2 separate regions of the Homo sapiens genome follow, and region 2 is linked to region 1. A link is an interaction called in ENCODE POLR2A ChIA-PET data of the cell type or tissue named here. Cell type or tissue: OCI-LY7. All regions are shown on one strand. Each heading gives the region's core, and the rest is flanking DNA. Links, peaks and the distances in the headings are about the cores only.

Region 1 (16,515 bases), core at 6,239-11,238:
TGTTTGGGGAATACAGAACAGAATCAAATGCATACCTTGCTTCCAGAAGCTTGTAGTCTTTTACATAAAAAAGTATACCATAGTGTGAAAACTTGTAAGGATCACGGGAAGTAGACAAACAGTGTTGTAGGAGTTAGAAAAGGAAGGAAATTTCATAAGGGATATTTTAAAAACTTACCCTTGGCCGGGCGCGGTAGCTCACGCCCGTAATCCCAGCACTGTGGGAGGCTGAGGTGGGCGGATTACCTGAGGTCAGGAGTTTGAGACCAGACTGACCAACATGGCGAAACCCCGTCTCACTAAAAATACAAAAAAAGTAGCTGGGCATGGTAGTGGGTGCCTGTAATCCCAGCTGCTCGGGAGGCTGAGGCAAAGAGAATCGCTTGAACCCGGGAGGTGGAGGTTGCAGTGAGCTGAGATTGTGCCACTGCACTCCAGCCTGGGCAGTAGAGTGGCACTCCGCCTCAAAAAAACAAACAAACAAAAAAAACCCAAAAAAACTTACCCTTTGAGGCTCGAGCAGAAGTTAGACGTAAACATGGATGTATTGGGATAGTGGAGCTTCATAGCAAAGGGAACCAAGTGAACAACGGTTTGCAGACAGTGGTGTTTGTTGTCTATCTGGGAGACAAGTAAGTAATTCTGTGTATTGCCGGAGTATTGCTTGTGTGGAAGGGAGTATGGGTGATGAATTTGAAAAGGCAGGTTATAACTAAATCTTGAACTTTATCCCGTTAGGTCATTGGTCTCCAACCTTTTTGGCACCAGGGACCAGTTTCCTAGAAGACAGTTTTTCCACAGACCAGGCACGGGGAGTGGGGATGGAACTGTTCCACCTTAGACATCAGGCATTAGCTGGATTCTCTTAAAGAGCATGCAACGTAGATCCCTCACATGCGCAGTTCACAGTAGGGTTCCTGCTTCTGTGAGAATCTAATGCCTGGGCTGATCATCTGACAGGAGGCAGAGCTCAGGTGGTAATGCGAGTGTTAGGGGACAGCTGTAAATACAGATAAAGCTTTGCCTCCTGCTCATCTCCTGCTGTGAGGCCCAGTTCTTAATAGGTCACAGACTGATACCAGTCCACAGCCTGGGGTTGGGGATCCCTGCTTTATGTCATAAGATGCAAGCTAATAACCTGTGGATAGGTAGAGCTTCACAAACATATTTTATGTGGTCCACACGGATTTTTTTTTTCTTTTTTTTTTGAGACGGAGTCTCACTCTGTTGCCCAGGCTGGAGTGCGGTGGCGCCATCTCGGCTCACTGCAACCCTTACTTCCTAGGTTCAAGCGATTCTCCTATCTCAGCCTCCTAAGTAGCTGGGACTACAGGCGCACACCACCATGCCTGGCTAATTTTTGTATTTTTAGCAGAGATGGGGCTTTGCCATGTTGGCCAGGCTGGTCTTGAACTCCTGACCTCAGATGATCCATCCTCCTTGGCCTCCCAAAGTGTTGGGATTACAGGGGTGAGCCACCACACCTGGCCTGGTCCACACGGATTTTATTTATTTATTTATTATTTGTTTTTGAGACAGAGTCTCACTCTGTCACCCAGGCTGGAGTACAATGGTGTGATCTCACTGCAACCTCCACCTCCCAGGTTCAAGTGATTCTTAGGCCTCAGCCTTCTGAGTAGCTGCAACTACAGGTGCATACCACCATGCCCGGCTAATTTTTGTATTTTTAGTAGAGATGGGGTTTCACCATGTTGGCCAGGCTGGTCTCAAACTCCTGGCCTCAAGTGATCCACCTGCCTTGGCCTCCCAAAGTGCTGGTATTATAGATGTGAGCCACCGCTCCTGGCCAGATTTTAAAAATTGGGACATTTCATATGAAAACACTAATTTGTGGTTTTGTTTGAAAATTGGAGCTCAGTAGTAGCTGTCCTTTTGAGTCAGAGCTTGTACTTTCCTGTACGTAACTCCTATGAGACCAATTTCACTTTATCTAATTGGTCATATACATTTTTAATTTTTATTTTTTTGGGTCAGAATCTTGTTCTGCCACCCAGGCTGGAGTACAGTGGTGTGATCATGGCTCATTGCAGCCTTGACCTCCTGGACGTAAGCTATTTTCCTGCCTTAGCCTCCCAAGTAGTTGGGACTGCTGGTGCATGCCACCATGTCTGGCTAAGTTTTAAAATCATATTTTATTTTTCGGTACAGGGTCTTCTTGCTCTGTTCCCCAGACTGAAGTGGTGCAGAGGTGCAGTCATAGCTTACTGCAGCCTCTAATTCCTGGGCTCAAGCCATCCTCCCACCTCAGCCTCCAAGTAGCTGGGACTACAGCAGCATGCCACCATGCCCAGCTAATTTTTTAATTTTTTAATTTTTTTTTTGTAGAGACGAAGTCTTGCTGTGTTGCACAGGCTGGTCTTGAACTGGCTTCAAATGATCCTTATCTCTCAACCTCCTGAAGTGTTAGGATTATAGGTGTGAGCCACTGCATCTGGTCTATTTTTATAATTTTTTTTAGATACTGGGTCTCACTGTTGCCCAGGCTGGTCTCAAACTCCTGGCCTCAAGCAATCTTCCTGCCCAGGCCTCCTGAGCTGTTGGGGTTACAGGTGTGAGCCACATGTAAGTTTTTGAGCGTGTGATCCCTGCCTAGATTGGAGGAGGTATGAGGGTGGTGGATGTGGTTGAGAAGGGAGGTGACTGTGAACATTAGAGCAAGATCTGTGGTTTACAAAGATCACTCCAGTTGTCAGATTAGAGGATGCTTTAGAGCAGGGCAAATTGGAGCAGGGGGACTGATTCATTTACTGTTGGAATGTCCCAGGGAAGGAAAGATGAGATAGTAACAGATGGTATGAAGAGGAGGAAATGAGACATTTTAGATGTAGAGTGGATGACTGTGTTGATAGCTGTGCGTATATGTGTGTTTGTATTGATATGAATGTAAATCAGACTATTAAGAGAGTCCTGTTTCTGAAAAGCTTTGCCTTCATAAATCAGTGTCTGAAAGTTAACTGCTTGTTTTTATAACCTGTTGGTTAATTTTGGAAGGCAGTAGTAATAGTTTTAGGCATGTCGTCACCGTAAAGCTTAGTTTTATAATATGCAAATAACATGCTTCTGCAAAAAATGTAACTTCGACCTGCCTTTATTTTTGAAAATTGTGCATAAAGTAAATATTTATAGTGCGATTCTTTTTTTCTATAATTTTCCTTATAATTATGGAGCTAAATTTTTAAACAAGATTGGAAAGCTATATACTTATTTTTAAGGAGCTTGCTGCATGTATTTAATTTTCCTACAATCGCTACTAGAAGTTAAAAGGATAGTGAATTCATAAGGTCCTTTCCCCCACACTTAAAATTATACCATATTATGATCATCTAGACTGTTTATAACTATTTTGTCAGAAATTCTCCCTGATTGGAGCATGACTTTATCTAGTTCCATTACCGGTGCCATTATTCTGGATATTTAGTATTACCTCCAGCCCACACATGCTGAGGGAGATAGACATGAAGTACATGTAAATGGGTAGACTAGAAGTGAGATTGACTGACAAGCCATGCCTGGCTACTGTGTAATAAGCTTCCGGCTTTGGAGGATAAACAGAGATTGGTTAAAAGAGCATTTGTATAGGTATGTTTTATTGTGTATAACTTACATTAAAGAATACATGTTTTAAGTGTACAGCTCAATGAATTTTTACATGTGTGCACAGCACATCGTGTAACCACTACCTAGATCAAATTATAGACCTTTTCCAGAGCATTTCAAGGCTTCCTCTTGCCTGTAGCTCATCCAGTCAATGAACTCTCTTCTTAAAGGCCTTTTCTGACCTCTTTCACTGTAGGCTAGTTATGTCTGTTTTTGAAATTTATGTAAATAGGATTATAGAGTATATACTCTTGTGGTTTTGTTCCCCCACTCATTATTATTATGTCTGTAAAATTCATCCGTTTTATTATGTGTGGCTGTAGTTTTTTTTTTTCTATGCATTATTCCATTGTAAATATTCAGTTTGTTTGTTTTACTTGGTTGATGAAATGCTTGGGTTGCTGAGTACTTGGCTGTTATTGATGAATACGTGAGTTGCTTCTAATTTTTGTCTGCTACTGTGGACAGCAATTCTAAGGTAGACATGAGCACTTGTTTCTCTTGGGTATGAGAACCCAACAGAATTACTGGGTAATGGGGGTAGGCATATATTTAGCTTTAATAGATACTGCTTGTTTTGGGAAAAACTCTCAAACCATGTTTTTCCTCTGCTCTCAAACCAGTACAACAGCAGTCATGAACACAGAAGAAGGCTTCTGTGACCAAATGTGTGGGAGTGGGTTTCTCTCCACCACTAGTGAGCAATCAGTTCTGCAGCGGGCACCAGCTGTGTGTTCCCCAATTCAATTCCGACACAATCTACCTAGAGATAGTGTCCGATCCCACAGATTGAGGGCTTGGTCCCCGAGATTGCCCCCCTACCCCACATACCAGTGGCAAGCCTGGGCTTTTGTCCTTCTGACCAACTTGCTTCAAGTTGGGGTTCCCGCTACCCATACTGTGGGTTCAATTAATTTGCTGGAAAGGCTCACAGAATTCAGGGAAACAGGTAACATTTACCAGTTTATCATAAAGGATATTATTACAAAGGATATAGATGAAGAGATGTGTAGGGTGAGGTATGGGGCAGAGCTTCCATGCCCTCTGTGAGTGTGCCACCCTCCAGGAACCTCCACCTGTTCATCTGTCTAGAACCCTGTCCTCTTGGTTTTTTTGTTTTGTTTTGTTTTTGAGACGGTCTTGCTCTGTTGCCTAGGCTGGAGTGTAGCGGCACAAACAGCTCACCACAGCCTTGACCTTTCGGGCTTAAGCAATCCTGCCTCAGTCTCCTGAGTAGCTTGGATCACAGGTGTGCACTCGGTTAATTTTTCATTTTTTTGTATAGACCAGGTGTTCCATGTTTCCCAGGCTGGTCTCAAACTCCTGGGCTCAACTGATCCACCTGCCTTGGCCTCCCAAAGTGGTGGGATTACAGGAATGAGCCACTGCTCACATCTTAGGTTTTTATGGAAGCTTCATGACATCGGCATGCCTTCCCCTGGGGTATAAGGCAGGACCCTCTCTGCAGAGGATCTTAAAGATTAGAGTCGTGCCTCGGGTCAGGTCAAAGGAGGGCTGGAGAAGGTCACCGAGATTCCGTTTCCTGAGGCCTAACTTACCTAACATTATAACAAAACACTGTAACAAGGGCTGTGGGAGTTTTGCTGCATTGGATGAAAACCAGTATGTATGTGTCATAACACCACACTGCTAAACTGTCTTCTAAATGTCTGTACTCCAGTTGGTTCCATCTCTAATGTAGAGCATTCTAGCCATCACTTGGTATTTTTAGTCCTTTAAAATTTAGCCCTTCTGGCTGGGCGTGGTGGCTCACACCTGTAATCCCAGCACTTTAGGAGTGGATTGCCTGAGGTCAGGAGTTTGAGACCAGCCTGACCAACAAGATGTAACCCCGTATCTACTAAAAATACAAAATTAGCTGGGTGGTGGTGCATTCCTGTAATCCCAGCTACTTGGTGGAAGGCTGAGTGAGGCAGGAGAATTGCTTGAAGCCAGGAGGCGGAGGTTGCAGTGAGCTGAGATTATGCCATTGCATGCTAGCCTGGGCAACAAGAGCAAAACTCTGTCTCAAAAAAATAAATAAATAAATAAAAATAAAAATAAATAAAATAAAATTTAACCCTTCTAATGGGTGCGTGGTAGTATCTGTATTGTGGTTTCTGTTTTTTATTTAATCAGCTTTATTATGGTTTACATTCAATAAAATCCACTCATTTTAAGTGTACTGTTTGAGTTTTGAGAAATATATATACTCACATAACCACTACTGCTATCAAGATATGGAACATTTCCGTCACCCCAAAAAACTTCCCTGTTCCCCTTTTCAGTCATTTCTCTGCCCCAGCCCTAAATAACCTGCCTTCTATAACTATAGATTAGTTAAATATGTTCTGGAATTTCATATAAGATGGAATCATACAAGATGCACATACTGTATGCACTCTATTATGTTTGACTTATCTTAGATTCATTCTTGTTGTATCAGTTCATTCCTTTTTATTGCTTAGTAGCATTGCATTATATGAGTATATAACTGTTTACCAATTCTACTGATGGATGTTTAGGCTGTTTCCTGCGTTTGGCTATTATGAATAAAACTTGGGTGAGCATTTGTATTCAGATCTTTGTGAGGACATCTTTTTTCTCTTGGGTATACTTAGTAGTGGATTGCTGAGATAGAGTAAATGTAAAGGAACAAACTATTTTTCTATACGCTAACATCATTCCTGACTCCAAATGTTTTTTGTTTCCACACCAAAGCAATTCTTCAGTTATTTGCAGACACCAACTGGGTGTCCTGTAGTTCAATTCAATTCTGACTGTATTTACCTGGAGCTAGTGAGATCCCTTAAATTAACCAAAAGACTGCCCCCACTTAAGGTGCCAGTCACAAGTCCTAAGTTGCCAGGGTACTTTTGGTTATAACTTGAGGGGTCTCATGATCACCTGCTCATGTTCAGTAATTTGCTGTAAAGGCTCACAGAACTCAGGGAAATACTTTACTTACATTTATTGGTTTTTAAAAAGAACATTATAAGGGATACAACTGAATAGTCAGACTAAGAGGTATGTAGGGCAAGGTCTAGAAGGGTCCTGGGTGCAGGAGCTTCTGTCTCTGTGAAGTTGGGGTATACCATCCTCCTGGTAGAGGCATATGTTTGCCATCCCAGAAGTTCTCTGAACCCTGCCCTTTAAGATTTTTTTTTTTAATGGAGGTCACATTACCTAGGAATGATTAATGATTAATTAATGATTAATCATTGGGCATTGGTGATTAACTCAATTCCTAGCTCCTCTCCCGTCTCCAGTCCCTTTCCTTTTCCCGGAGATGGTGGTGGGGGCAGTGAAAATTTGGATCATGGTTCCTCTAGCAGCCAGCCCCCATCTTCCAAGAGTCACCTTATTAGCATAAACTCTAGTATGGTTGAAAGTGGCTTATTTTGAATAACAAAAGATGCTCCTCTCAATACTATCACTCAGGCAATTCCAAGAATTTTCGCTTTTGTGCCAGTAATGGGGGTCATCAGGGCAGCAAAGATCAAATATATGTTTCTTATGTCACAAGATGTATATTTTGTGTTTCAAGAAACTGCCAGATCTTTTCCCAAAGTGGTTGTACATTCTTATACTTCCTCTGGCAATATGAGTTTAGTTGCTCTACATCCTAGTCAGCAATTGGCATTGTCAGTCTTTTTAATTTTAGCCATTCTCATAGGTGTGAAATGGTATTTCATTGTGGTTTTAATTTACATTTCTATGTGCCTATTGCCCACTTGAATATCCTTTTTAGAGATACGCCTTTTTTGACTTTATAAAAAAAATTGAGTTTTCTTCTTACTAATTTATGAGTCTTTTTATAGTCTGGAAATTAGTCCTTTGTCAGATGCGTATATTGCAGACATCTCCTGTTTTGTGGCTTGCCTTTCCACTGTCTTAATCATGTTTTTTGATGGATAGCAGGTCTTAATACTAATGAAGTCCAATTTTTTATTTCATGGTTACTGTATTTCATGTCCTGTTTGATAAATTTTAAGGTCTTCAAGGTAATTTTATTTATTTCTAGAAGTCTGTAAAAAGTAAAGTAGAGGTTTGTCTTCAAAGACTTTCCTCCCCATCTAGTTAGGAATAAATAGTAACTTCTCTTAAAAGCAAAATTTATTCAAAGACCTGTACCATCATTCTTAAATATCTGCTAGCTGTAATAAAGAAATCAATATACTTTATGTTCTTAGCTCCCACAATTTAGCTTAAGTATTTGCCCTGGCATGCTTATACTGGTCCAAGCAAGCATTAGGTCATAGCCTGTTCCTCTTCCTTATTTGAAGGTGTTTTTACCTTTCTCAGCATTCCACAAGTTACTTCCTTCTTCCTTTGTTCTCCTCTGCCTTTGCCTCTTTTAAAAAGTTCTAAGTTGCTAGCCAATCGGGACAAATACAAAATGTGAGGTCCTGTTCCAGCCAATTGAAACTGGACACGGCAGTAGGGTGGACATGTCAGGTTATAAATGACCCTGTCTCGTTTGTTCAGTGTACTCTCGTGGCTAAGCTGCTGGCGAGTGTACCCTTTCTGCAGAAAATAGAAAAATGGCCTTGCTGAGAAAATTAAATTTATGTTCAAGTGCCATTTCTTTACGGCACCAGGGAACAAGGCTTTCAAACAAGTCTTAGGGTTTTACTATCTCAAAATAATTGTTTTTTATGGTTGCGGTAGGGATCAAAGTTCGTTTTTCCCCCATGTTGTTAACCAGTTAGTCCACCACCATTATTTACACATATATTAAAAAATAATTGCAAAATTATTGAATAGGAACTTACCTTTTTTTACAGAAGCAATTCACATTTATTATAGAAAAAATGAAAATAAATATAATGTAAAATAAGATGGAAAAATGTAATGAAAAACGTAAAGTAAGATGGAAAAAGAACAAAGTTTCCATTATAACTACTATTAATATATGGTATGTATTCTTCCCTTCCTTCATCTATACATATACATGTACATATGTATGTATGTATGTATGTATTATGTATGTATATATTTATTTTTTGAGAGAGGGTCTTTGTTTCCCAGGCTGGAATGCAGTAGCATGATTGTGGCTCATACCTTGACCTCCCAGGCTCAAGTGATCCACCTCAGTTGACTGAGTAGCTGGGACTACAGGCATGCAACACCATGACTGGCTAATTTTTGAAGTTTTGTAGAGACAAAATATAGGGTTTTTGTAGAGACAAAATGGGGTCTCCCTATGTTGCACAGGATGGTCTCTAACTTTTTTTAAGAGCATGAGTATTTCATATAGCCAAAGGTTTTACCCACTGTTCTTAACCTTTATGAACATGATGTGACATGACAGACTATATTCTCTGCATGAAACATGCTTTCTTCATGTTTATGCCATTTTAGGGTTTTAATAAATCAAAAAATCTCAGTTTAATTAAAGATTTAAAGATTTAAGTTACTAGTGACATTGGATGTATTTTTCTAATGTTTGTGGCTATTCGTATTTCTTTTGTGAAGAAAGAGAAGTGTTAAAATTAGCTGTAGTTCTGCTCTGCTGCTTCTAGGTGCATGGGGGAGTGTAGCGGAAGGAAATCACTAGGGTGAGGAACTTCTGATTTTGTCGTGACTGGGGCACTGCTGCTGCCCTTTTGTGATTGAAATGGCCATTTTTGTTAAAAGCCAGCTGTGGAAGTGTTTGCCTCACTCTGCATACTGTCCATGGCAAATGGAAATTGGGTCCCTTCTCTGCGTAGACTCTGGCTCTGGATGCTCTCTGTGAGACACTTTAGGATCAGTTGCTGTTGGCTTCACTGACAGCTTCAAGGACTCTCACTCCTACTACTAGCCTTTGCTGCTTTGAGGTGGGGTTCTGTTGGGAATTCCTTCCCCTTCTCAGGTGGGCTTTTATTTCTTAATATGCACTGAACCCTATTTCTCGTCCAGTTTTTTCCTGTATTATGTTTATAGAAATACCTTGAAAAAACTTATATATGTGGAGGGCACCACTGGACAGGTTTCAAGTGCCAATGTAGTTTGTCTTTTACTTTGATATTCCTTTGATGATTTTGGTTGCATCAGTCAGTAACCCCAACTTTGACACCTCTGTTTTCCTCCTGAGTCTTGTCTATTTTTGCTCTTTTTCACCCTCGCTTTCTGCACTTGAGTCACAGTGATTTTTTTTTCTTTTTCTCTGTTCCTCTGAACCTGCTTGAGGGTTACAACAAGCATTATAATTTGTTCTCATTATTAGGGAGGGGTCACCCTTTCTTCCTTGTCTAGTTAACCTCTGCTTGTCCTTTAGAGTTGAGCTGAAGTGTCAACTCCTTAGGAGCCATGCCTGGGTCCCCTAGGTACCCTTATAGATTAAGTTCCCTTGTCATGCTCTAGCAGCAGTCAGTTCTTTTTTTATTTTTACAGCTGTTAATGTAACTGTAGTTTACAAATTGATATGGTTTGGCTGTATCCCTACCCATATTTCATCTTGAATTCCCATGTGTTGTGGGAGGGACCCCGTGGGAGGTGATTGAATCATGGGAGCAGGTCTTTCCCATGCTGTTCTCGTGATAGTGAATAAGTCTCACGAGATCTGATCTTTCTTAAAAAGGGGAGTTTCCCTGCACAAGCTTCTCTCTCTTTGCTTGCTGCCATTCTACTTAAGATGTGACCTGCTCCTCCTTGCTTTCTGCCATGATTATGAGGCCTCCCCATCCATGTGGAACTGTAAGTCCAGTTAAACTTCTTTCTTTTGTAACTTGCCCAGTCTCAGGTATGTCTTTATTGGCAGCATGAAACGGACTGATACACAAATGTATTGCGTAATCCCCTGCTAGACAATCAGCTCTTATTAGAAAGTAATCTCCATGGGGGCGAGGATCATATCTGTTTTGTCATCTTCAGTTCATGGCATATTCATTCCCAGCATCTGTCTTAGTTTGTTTTGTGCTGCTATAACAAAATACCTGAGACTGGGTAATTTATAAAGAACAGAGATTTCTTTCTCTTCCTCTTTCTTTTTTCTTTTCTTTCTTTCTTTTTTTTTTTTTTTTGAGACATGGTCTTGCTCTGTTGCCCAGGCTGGAGTGCAGTGGTGCAGTCATGGCTCACTACAGCCTCACCTTTCTAGGCAGGGTTCAAGCGATCCACACGTGCCACCATACCCGACTAATTTTTAAATTTTCTGTGAAGGTGGGGTCTCCCTATGTTGCCCAGGCTGGTCTTAAACTCCTGGGCTCAAGTGATCTTCCTGTCTCATCCTCCTAAATTGCTGGGATTACAGGCGTGAGCCACCCTGCCTGGCCAGAGATTTCTTTTTTTTTTTTTGAGTTGGAGTTTTACTCTTGTTGCCCAGGCTGCACCATTTTGGCTCTCTTCAACCTCTGCCTCCTAGGTTCAAGCGACTCTCCTGCCTTAGCCTCCCAGGTAGCTGGGATTACAGACATGCACCACCACACCTGGCTAATTTTGTGTTTTTAGTAGAGATGGGATTTCACTGTGTTGGTCAGGCTAGTCTCAAATTCCTGACCTCAGGTGATCCACCTGCCTTGGGCTCCCAAATTGCTGGGGTTACAGGCGTGAACGACCACACCCGGCCCAGAGATTTATGTCTTAGAGCTCACCTGGAGGCTGGGAAGTCCAAGGTTAAGGGACCTGAATCTCAAAAGGGCCTTCTTGCTGCATTATCCCAGCAGAAGATGGAAGGGCGTGAGAGAGCTTTGCTTGATAGAGCAAGAGATTGAACTTGCAGCCTGAAACCCTTTTATAATTGGCATTAATCCATTCATGAGAGTGGAGCCCTCATGACCTAAACACTTACCATTAAGCCCCACCTCCCAGCACTGTTAGATTTGGGATTAAGTTTCCAACACATGCTTTTTGGAGGACATATGCAATCCATAACAGCATCTATCACAGTGCTTGCCAAGCAGTTGCCCAGTCGAATGAGGGAATAAATTTGGAAGAGCAAATGAGAATTACTATCTTATATCAAAAGGCTATTTCTACTTCCAAAGTGAGTATATTTGCTACTTAAACTCTTGGTGTTTTCTGTTTCAGTACCATCTCGTAATTGACTTGATCCTGAAAATTAAATAATTGGCATCAGAAACTTCTTTCAGAAGTTGAAAAAGCATCCCCTCTCCCCTCTCTGGTTCTAAACCAGATTTTAAAACTGTCGTTGACTTGTAAGTCGTCCAGATAGTTTTATCTCACTGTTACTTCAACTATCATTTTGAAGGAGTTGTCATGGCCTTAACTGCTGCCTTCCCCTCCTTCTTCCTCCCTTCCTCCCCTCCCTCTCTCCATCCTTCCATCCTCATGTGTTTTAGTGATTAATAGGTTGATTATTCCTGTGAGTTGTTAGTAAATGCTGTATATAGTCTCCTTTTGGAAACTCACCTGATAATCATCATTTTAATAATGTGTTTCCCAACATTTCCCAAACTTTCTGATCCCAGAATTCCTCCCCCCATATATTTGGTTCGAAATCTGTGTGATCCAAGAGACACACTTTTGGAAATGCTATTCTTTATGATTTTTGTTCGCCCTAATCCCTTTTATTCACCAAGAGTTTCTCTTGTCATCCTGCCAAAATAAGGAGGGAGGAGAGAACTAGTATTTGTTAAATACCTACTGTTTGCCAGATTTACACCCCCTGTTTCTTTTAACCTTTACTGTAACCTTGAAAGGTAGACTTGTTTTCCACATTTTAGCATGGGAAGAAGTAGGAACTGGAGGTGATTAATTTTTGCCCAAGGTCACGTAGATAGCAAAGTGATAGATTTTATTTACTTACATTTTACTTATTCATTTTTACTGTAATGCCTGTGCTCTTTCTCACACCAGCATGGGGTAAGAAAAACTCTTCTGATTGTTCTAGAGGCCCCACCTCTGTAATAACCACATCTTAGCCAGCAGCACTCGAGAGAGCCTGAGGCTCAGGAGCAGCAGGATCTCCAGGCTGTGGCTGGCCAGCAGCAGATTCTCTGCATTTGGGTAGATTGAGAAGAAAAGGGGGAAGCCTTGACTGCCTCTGCCTAAACTGCCTCTGTAAACTCTCATGTTCCTTCCCTTCCTTGTTCTCCCAGCTCCATTCTTTTCTAGTGGCATATGGCTTCTTTGTTGGAGTTTTAGGTTGATTTTTATTTAGTAATTTCACAGCTATTGTTTATTGGATGTCTCTTTTAATATAGCAGGTCTTGTACCTCTCCAGCCATTTAAACAGCTGACTCTTAGGTTATATAACTTGCTTGAGGTCACATAGTATTGCCAGGCGTGGTGGCTCACGCCTGTAATCCCAGCACTTTGGGAGGCCGAGGCGGGTGGGTCACTTGAGGTCAGGAGTTCGAGACTAGCCTGACCAACACAGTGAAACCCTGTCTCTACTAAAAATACAAAATTAACCGGGCGTGGTGGCGCGTGCCTGTAGTCCTAGCCACTTGGAAGGTTGAGGCAGGAGAATCACTTGAACCTGGGAGGTTGAGGTTGCAGTGAGCCGAGAAAGTGCCGTTGCACTCCAGCCTGGGCAACAAGATCGAAATTCTCAAAAGAGGTCACATAGTGTTAGACTTGGGATCTTAACCAACCTTTGCATGTTTTTTTGACAATGATATCTCTCTCTGTGTTTTTAAGAGATGAGGTCTTGTTATGTTGCCCAGGCTGAAGTGCAGTGAATATTTATAGGTGCAGTCGTAGCACACTGCAGCCTCTAACTCCTGGCCTCAAGTGATCCTCTTGCCTCAGCCTCCTGAGTAGCTGAAACTGTAGGCATAGGTTATGCTCGGCTTCTTCCTGTTTTTTTTTTAGCTTCAAGAAATTTATGTATAAGGGAAACTTATAAGCAATTAAAACCTATAAAATCATGTGTTTGATGTGCTACCTGTATATATGTGTGTGTGTGTGTATTTTTTTTTTTTTCTTTTTTTTGAGACGGAGTTTCGCTCCTGTCATCCAGGGTGGAGTGCGATGGTGTGATCTCGGCTCACCATAACCTCCGCCTCCTGGGTTCCAGTGATTCTCCTGCCTCAGCCTCCCAAGGAACTGGGATTACAGGCATGTGCCACCACGCCCGGCTAATTTTGTGTTTTTAGTAGAGATGGGGTTTCTCCATGTTGGTCAGGCTGGTCTCAAACTCCTGACCTCAGGTGATTCGCCACCCTCGGTCTCCCAAAGTGCTGGGATTACAGACGTGAGACACTGTGCCTGACCTATGTTTTTACAATATATATTTAAATTAAACATGTAGCTATGAAACATTAAAAGAATCTTCATGTACCACCAAAAATCATCTTGAGTACCAAACTTTGGGAAACATTGCTCTAATCTCCCCTCTTAACTTGATCCATCCATCTATCCATGAATTTCTGTAAAAGATAAGTACTCAAAAACGAAGACTTAAAAACATACACACACATATATATCATTCCATTATTTGCATCTAAAAAACTAATAATTTTTAAATATCAAATAATGTTCATATTTGCCTGTTTCATAAATATATTTTAAATTAATAGTCTATTTTTAGAACAGTTTTAGATTTACAGAAACTTACAGAAAAATTGAGTAGGTTGTACAGAATTCTCAATCCCCCTTACCTCCCCAACACTCCCCAGTTTTCATTATGATTAGCATTTATGTTAGTGTGATACATTGTTACAATCAATGAACCAGTATTGATGCATTATTATTAACTAAAGTCCAAGATTTATTCAGATTTCCTTAGTTTTTACTTAATGTCCTTTTTCTGGTCTATGATCTCATCCAGGATACCATCCTTACACTTTGCTGTTGTGTGTCCTTAAGCTGCTCTTGGCTGTTATGGTTTCTCAGACTGTCCTCTTTTTTTATGACCTTGACTGTTTTGAGGAGTACCACTCAGGTACATTGTAGGATGCCCTCTATTGGAATTTGTCTTTAGCTTTCCTCAAATTATTGCATTAGCTTGTCTTTTGAATTCAGGATCCAGACTTAGGTCACAGATTGCTTATAGTGAATAGTTTCTTATATCTCTTTGAATCTATAAAAATCGCCTCTCCCATCTTTTTTTCCTTGCCATTTATTTATTGAAGAAGCTAGGTTGCTTATTTGTTCTGTATAACTTCCCACTTTCTGGGTGTTGCAGATTATGTTCTCATTTGGTCTACATATTTTGTTCCTCTTTGTATTTCTTATAAATTTTAGCTAGATCAGAGGCTGGTTAGATTCAAGTTCAGTGTGTTTTTGCCTCAATTAAAAAACAGAATGAAATAAAACCCAAAACAAACCTGTGATCTTTCCACTGTGCCACAGTACTCTCTCTTTTGTGATATTCTGTATTCTTTCCAAGTAAGTGGTCCTTGAAAGCACAGTACTTCTGTGCATATGCGTTCTTCTGAGTTAAAGCCTACACAGTTTATTTATGATAGATGGTGAAGCAATAACCTGGCTGCTGGAATGTCCACAGGTGGTTGTTAGTTTGCCAAAGTCAATGATGACACATTTCATGGCACTAACAACTGGTATTAAAGTTTTAGTCCTGGCCAGGCACGGTGGCTCACGCCTGTAATCCCAGCACTTTGGGAGGCCGAGGTGGGTGGATCACCTGAGGTCAGGAGTTCAAGACCAGCCTGGCCAACATGGGGAAACCCCATCTCTACTAAAAATACAAAAATTAGCTAGGTGTGGTGGTGGGCGCCTGTAATCCCAGCTACTTGGGAGGCTGAGGCAGGAGAATCACTTGAAGCCAGGAAGCGGAGGTTGCAGTGAGCCAAGATCGCGTCATTGCACTCCAGCCTGGGTGACAGAGTGAGGCTCTGTCTCAAAAAAAAAAAAGTTTTAGTCCTATAGTTTTAACTTTTTTTTTTTTTTTTTTTTTTTTTTATGAGACAGAGTCTCACTCTGTTGCCCAGGGTGGAGTGCAGTGGCATGATCTTGGCTCACTGTAGCCTTGACCTCCGGGGCTCAAGCGATCCTCCTACTTCAGCTTCCCTAGTAGCTGGGACCAGAGGTGTGCGCCACCACACCCGGCTTATTTATTTATTTATTTATTTATTTATTTATTTATTTTTGTAGAGACGAGGTCTCATTGTGTTGACCAGGCTGGTCTCAAACTCCTGGGCTCAAGCAATTCTCCTGCCTCAGCCTCCCCAAATTCTGGGATTACAGGTGTGAGCTGTCCAGACTGGAATGCAGTAACAGTTTCGGCTAACTGCAGCCTCGACTTCCCAGGCTCATGTGATTTTCCCACCTCAGCCTTCAGAGTAGCTGTGCTACAGGTGTACACCACCACGCCCAGCTAAATTTTTGTATCTTTTGTAGAGACAGGGTTTCACCGTGTTGCCCAGGCTGGTCTCAAACTCCTGGGCTCAAGCAATTCTCCTGTGTCAGCCTCCCAAAATTCTGGGATTACAGGTGTGAGCTGTCCAGGCTGGAATGCAATAACACAATCTCGGCTCACTGCAGCCTCGACTTCCCAGGCTCAGGTGATTTTCCCACCTCAGCCTTCTGAGTAGCTGGTGCTACAGTTGTACACCACCAGGCCCAGCTAATTTTTTGTATCTTTTGTAGAGATAAGGTTTCACTGTGTTGCCCAAGCTGGTGTTGAACTCCTGTGCTCAAGCAGTCCACCCTCCTTGGCCTGCCAAAGTGTTGGGATTACAGGTGTGAGCCACCATGCCCAGCCTCCCTATAGTTGTTAATTTTCAACTTTTCCCTTTTTCTCAGTTCAAAAATGTAATAAATTTTTTTTTTTCCTCCTCACTGCCTGCAAAAACGTAATGACTTTTGCTGCTGGTAACATATACAGAAACCTTAGTTTATTTCAGAAAAAGGATTTGAGTGATTACAGTGACATATACAGTGTAGGAAGATTAAAAACAAAATAAGTGGGAAAATGAAGATGAAAGGAAAAATAGGACAAAAAGATGAAGTCAGGGGTAAAGTTACATACAACGCATGGAAAAA
Region 2 (5,000 bases), core at 1-5,000, 220 kb before region 1:
AGAAGGGATGCGATGGGCCACATCTGTCCTTTACGAGGGTGGGCAGAGTAGGAGGGCGGCCAAGAGGCTGGGGCTGCCTCAGGGAGAAGCTGTTGAAAAACCTGAACCATTCGGGAACCAAAACTCATTTTCCCCACCACCCATCTTTTCTTCCTCTTTTTAGTGAAAGGAGGAAAACTTCTGATGCATTCCTAATTCAGTGCTCCCATTAGCAAGAGGATGGCAGCAGCCGCGCGGCTACTTGCCTGGTGGGCCAGCAGCATGCACACCAGCATGTAGAACTTCTCAAAGTCGATCTCGCCCACAGCGTTCCAGTCCAGCATGTCAAACACAATGTTGATCTGTGCCTTTTTCAAGTCAGTCACATGATGAAGGAAGTGATAGAACAGCACATCTGTTAAGGTGGGCAGGTGAGGAGATGTGTTATTTGGATATAGTTCCAAAATGCTAAACAGCTAGAAGCCATGTAAATGGTAGTGATGTTGGAAGCTTATTGATCTAGGAAGAATGATGATAATATTTTGTTTCTGGCTTTGCCACTGTACTTTCTATAGTTCCTGAAACCTTCGTCGCCCTTGAGCTTGTGGAAAAGCACTGGACCTGGAGTTGTGGAGAATGAGATCGTGGACAGGGCTTGGCTCCTGCCCCCAGCTCACACACTCCATGGAGCAGACAGATATGTACACAGCACTGATAAAAGGCAAGGCGCTAACATATAAAATGGGCACAAAGTGCTCCTTATGTATGAAAGGAGAGCTTAATTCTCACTGGGGACTGAGAACACTTTCTTGGAGATGCTGACATTTTTCCTTTGCCTTTCCCTTGAGATAATTAAAATGAGGAATACAAAATCATTCCCCTTCGGCCAGGCACAGTAGCTCATGCCTGTAATCCCAGCAGTTTGGGAGGCCAAGGCGGGCAAATCACGAGGTCAGGAGTTTGAGACCAGCCTAGCCAATATGGTGAAACCCTGTCTCTACTAAAAATACAAAAATTAGCCAGGCGTGGTGGCACACACCTGTAGTCCCAGCTACTTGGAAGGCTGAGGCAGAGAATTGCTTGAACCCGGGAGGCGGAGGTTGCAGTGAGCCAAGATCGTGCTGCTGCACTCCAGCCTGGGCGACAGACCAAGACTCCGTCTCAAAAACAACAACAACAAAAGTCATTCCCCGTCTATAAACGCCTTGATGTGCCTCATGCTTGTATAAAGCAAATGCATCTGGCTGTAGGGGGAAGGGACCAAACCTTATTTACCACCTTATGTGTTAGGCACTTTATTTTTTATTTATTTTTTGGCTGGAGTGCAATGGCACATTCACAGCTCACTGCAGACTCAACCTCCCAGGCTCAAATGATCCTCCCACCCCAGCCTCCCAAGTAGCTGGGACCACAGGTGCATGCCACCATGTCCAGGTAATTTTTTAATTTTTTGTAGAGATGGGGTCTCCTTATGTTGCCCAGACTCGTCTCGAACTCCTGGGCTCAAGCAATCCACCTGCCTCTGCCTCCCAAACTGCTGAGATTATAGGTGTGAGCCAGTGCACCCAGCCATGTTAGGCACTTTAAATGCCACATTTCACTAAATCCTGACAACCCTACAGAGAAAGTGGCATCATGCTGAGAGGTGAAGTCAGCTGGACTTCCTGGGTCGAGTGGGGACTTGGAGAACTTTTCTGTCTTGCAAGAGGATTTTAAAAACACACAATCAGCACTCTGTGTCTAGCTAAAGAATTGTAAATGCACGAATCAGCACTCTGTAAAAACACACCAATGAGTGCTCTAGGTCTAGCTAAAGGATTGTAAATGCACCAATCAGCACTCTGTGTCTAACTAAAGGATTGTAAATGCAGCAATCAGCACTCTGTAAAATGGAGCAATCAGCACTCTGTTAAATGGACCAATCAGCAGGACGTGGGCAGGGACAAATAAGGGAATAAAAGCTGGCCACCCCAGGCAGCAGCGGCAACCTGCTTGGGTCCCCTTTCATGCTGTAGGAGCTTTGTTCTTTTACTCTTCACAATAAATCTTGATGCTGCTTACTCTTTGGGTCTGTGCCACCTTTAAGAGCTGTAACACTCACCGCGAGGGTCTGTGGCTTTATCTTGAAGTCAGGGAGACCACGAACCCACCAGAAGGAACCAACACCAGACACAATACCCTTTATAGTAAGTCTCAGATATCAATTAGTCTATATTAGCATTTCTCAAACTGTAATGGGGATACCAGTCACTTGAGGGATATTATAAAACTACAGATTCTGATTCAAGAAATCTGGCATGGAACTTGAGACTGCCCATTTCTCCAAGCTCCTAGGTGATGTGGCTGTGGCTAATCTGAGGACCACACATTGAGCAGCAAAGGTGTGCCTCACGTTGGGCGCGGTGGCTCATGCCTGTAATCCTAGCACTTTGGGAGGCTGAGGCAGGCGGATTACCTGAGGTCACGAGTTCGAGATCAGCCTGACCAACATGGAGAAAACCCGTCTCTACTAAAAATACAAAATTAGCTGGGCATGGTGGCGCATGCCTGTAATCCCAGCTACTCGGGAGGCTGAGGCAGGAGAATTGTTTGAACCCGGGAGGCAGAGGTTGTGGTGAGCCAAGATTGTGCCATTGCACTCCAGCCTGGGCAACAAAAGTGAAACTCTGTTTAAAAAAAAAAAAAAAAAGTTGTGCCTCACATAGCAAGTGGCAGAGCTGGGGTTCGAGTGTGGATTTCCCTCACCGTGGTGTTTTTTTCCATGGTGAAACTCTATCTTTTGTGCATTAGTTAATGCATATTTAATCATACACATTCAGAAGAAAAAATACTGAAAAACTCTTTAAAGAACTGGGAAGTTTTTTGTTGTTTTCTTTTTTGTTGTTTTCATTTTCAAGATCTTGTTGCAAACCAAGTACAGAGAAGTTTTTTGCCTGCCACTCATTAATCATGAATAAAATATGAAAAAAACAAGCATGGCAATACACTTACACAGTGGTGTGTGGCTGTCTACAGTTGTATGTACAAATTACAGTAACAAGGGATTTTTACGTTTATCTACATGTGTTTCCCCTTACTCACTGATGACAGAAACTCTCTCCTGCATAAGAAATGGCTCCAGTGGGCAGGTGCGGTGGGTCACACCTGTAATCCCAACACTTTGGGAGGCCGAGGCAGGAGGATGACCTGAGGTCACGAGTTCAAGACCAGCCTGACCAACATGGAGAAACCTCGTCTCTACTAAAAATACAAAATTAGCCGGACGTAGTGGTGCATGCCTGTAATCCCAGCTACTAGGGAGGAGAATCGCTTGAACCCAGGAGGCGGAGGTTACAGTGAGCCAAGATGGCGCCACTGCACTCCAGCCTGAGCAACAAGAGTGAAACTCCGTCTCAAAAAAAAAAAAAAGAAATGTCTCCACTGAATAGGTAAAACGTATCTGTGTAATGTGGAGTCCCAGCTGAAGCCAGCTAAAAGCACAGCAAATTAGTAGTCACAATGTCATGATTTGGGGGCTTCTGACCGCCTCTTGATGTTCCTTCTCCACGCCTCTCTGGATATGAGCACCTGGAAACAACACACCATATATATGCACAGTGATGTTTGTGTAGTTGCTGCTTGAGAAATGTTTCCATGTGCAACTTAGTAATTACTTAACAAAGACTGTTTTGAGGCCGGGTGTGATAGCTCACGCCTGTAATCCCAGCACTTTGGGAGGCTGAGGTGGGCGGATCACTTGAGGTCAGGAGTTCGAGACTAGCCTGGCCAACAGAGACTAGCCTGGCCAACATAGTGAAACCCCGCCCGTCTTTACTAAGAATACAGAAATTAGCGGGTGTGGTGGTGCACAGCTGTAGTCCCAGCTACTCAGGAGGCTGAGGCAGGAGAATCACTTGAACCCGGGAGGTGGAGGTTGCAATGAGCCAAGATTGGGCCACTGCACTTCTGGGCGACAGAGCGAGACTCCGTCCCAATAAATAAATAAATAAATAAATAAAAGACTGTTTTGAAACCGGTGGACTCTGGCTCACCCAAGTCTCCAAAACCTTAAGTCATTCCCCCACAGGAAGGCAAACATTAAGGCTGTGCCTTCACCCTTCCAGGTCACTCTCCAGTCCCTCTGTGACCAGAAGACATGAGCATGGCGTTACCTCCTGGGTACTGCATCAGCAGGGAGGTTACCAGGGAGCTTAAACTCCTCAAGCATCCCAGAGAGACTCAGCATGGGCTTTGCAGGCAGAGAGCCCTGCGTTTCCATCTCAGCCTTTTATTTACAACTAGGTCCCCTGCAGCTGCCTTATCTAGGGCAGGGTTATTGCGAAGATTTGGCAATGCACTGTACATAAATCTCTATGTAAAGAGAGAAAGAAGGTGTTCTTTTTTAATTGTTTTTAAAAATTGAATGAACTCCTTAAAATCATGACGGAGGAACCCCTTACTCACGGATGACATTTCTCTCTCTGAGGTCAGAACGAGTGAATGGATAGGATACCTTATTTCTACTCAGTCCTAAAAATAACCTCAAGTGTTTAATTGGACTTCTATTAGTTTGTGAACTCAACAAGCATGGCTGAGATCTGCAGCTTTTATATTTATTTATTTATTTATTTATTTTTATTTATTTATTTATTTATTTATTTATTTTTGGTCATTCACAAGTACCAATAAGTAGAAGGGATCCTGCAGCTCATCAGATTCAAACTTCCCACATGACAGATAAATCTTGCTGAGGGGTCTCCAGAGTTAATGCCTGAGTGGGGCTCAGCTCCCAAGAATAATAATTACAATAATAACAAACACTTATTAAGTCCTTACGATGTGTCAGACACTGTGCTAAGCATTTGCCATACTCTCATTATCTTTTTTTTTTCCAACTATGAGATGGACTCCATTATGAGAAGCCTCACCTCTAGATGAGGAAAATGAGACTTAGAGAGGGCGATGACGTGTTATCCACATCACCAAGGAATAATGGGTGTGGAGCCAGGATTCCACCAGAGTCTGCAATTTTCTCCTCCCGG

What was found. Peaks named below come from ENCODE experiments on the same cell type or tissue, not always from the same donor. Only the 100,000 strongest peaks of a DNase experiment are listed, where the experiment ranks them.
Region 2: POLR2A ChIA-PET joins it to region 1 with 6 read pairs; 2 of 35 experiments call an interaction of 5 or more read pairs at or near these places.

Annotation. Positions count from the first base shown.
Region 1 is chr5:171,971,420-171,987,934 of GRCh38, reverse strand. The region is part of intron 1 of FBXW11 (F-box and WD repeat domain containing 11); the gene reads left to right. Among named protein-coding and RNA genes, the nearest start is that of FBXW11, 27 kb to the left of the region's middle. RefSeq lists enhancers at 3,980-4,752, 6,963-7,531. In OCI-LY7, for the core only: no CTCF peak of the experiment used is centred there; a DNase peak (open chromatin) is centred at 9,164; H3K4me3 peaks cover 1,547 bases; H3K27ac peaks cover 1,848 bases.
Region 2 is chr5:172,194,777-172,199,776 of GRCh38, reverse strand. It overlaps EFCAB9 (EF-hand calcium binding domain 9), which reads right to left. Exons shown (of 4, transcript NM_001171183.2): 2 at 246-394. Among named protein-coding and RNA genes, the nearest start is that of EFCAB9, 3.1 kb to the right of the region's middle. In OCI-LY7, for the core only: no CTCF peak of the experiment used is centred there; no DNase peak of the experiment used is centred there.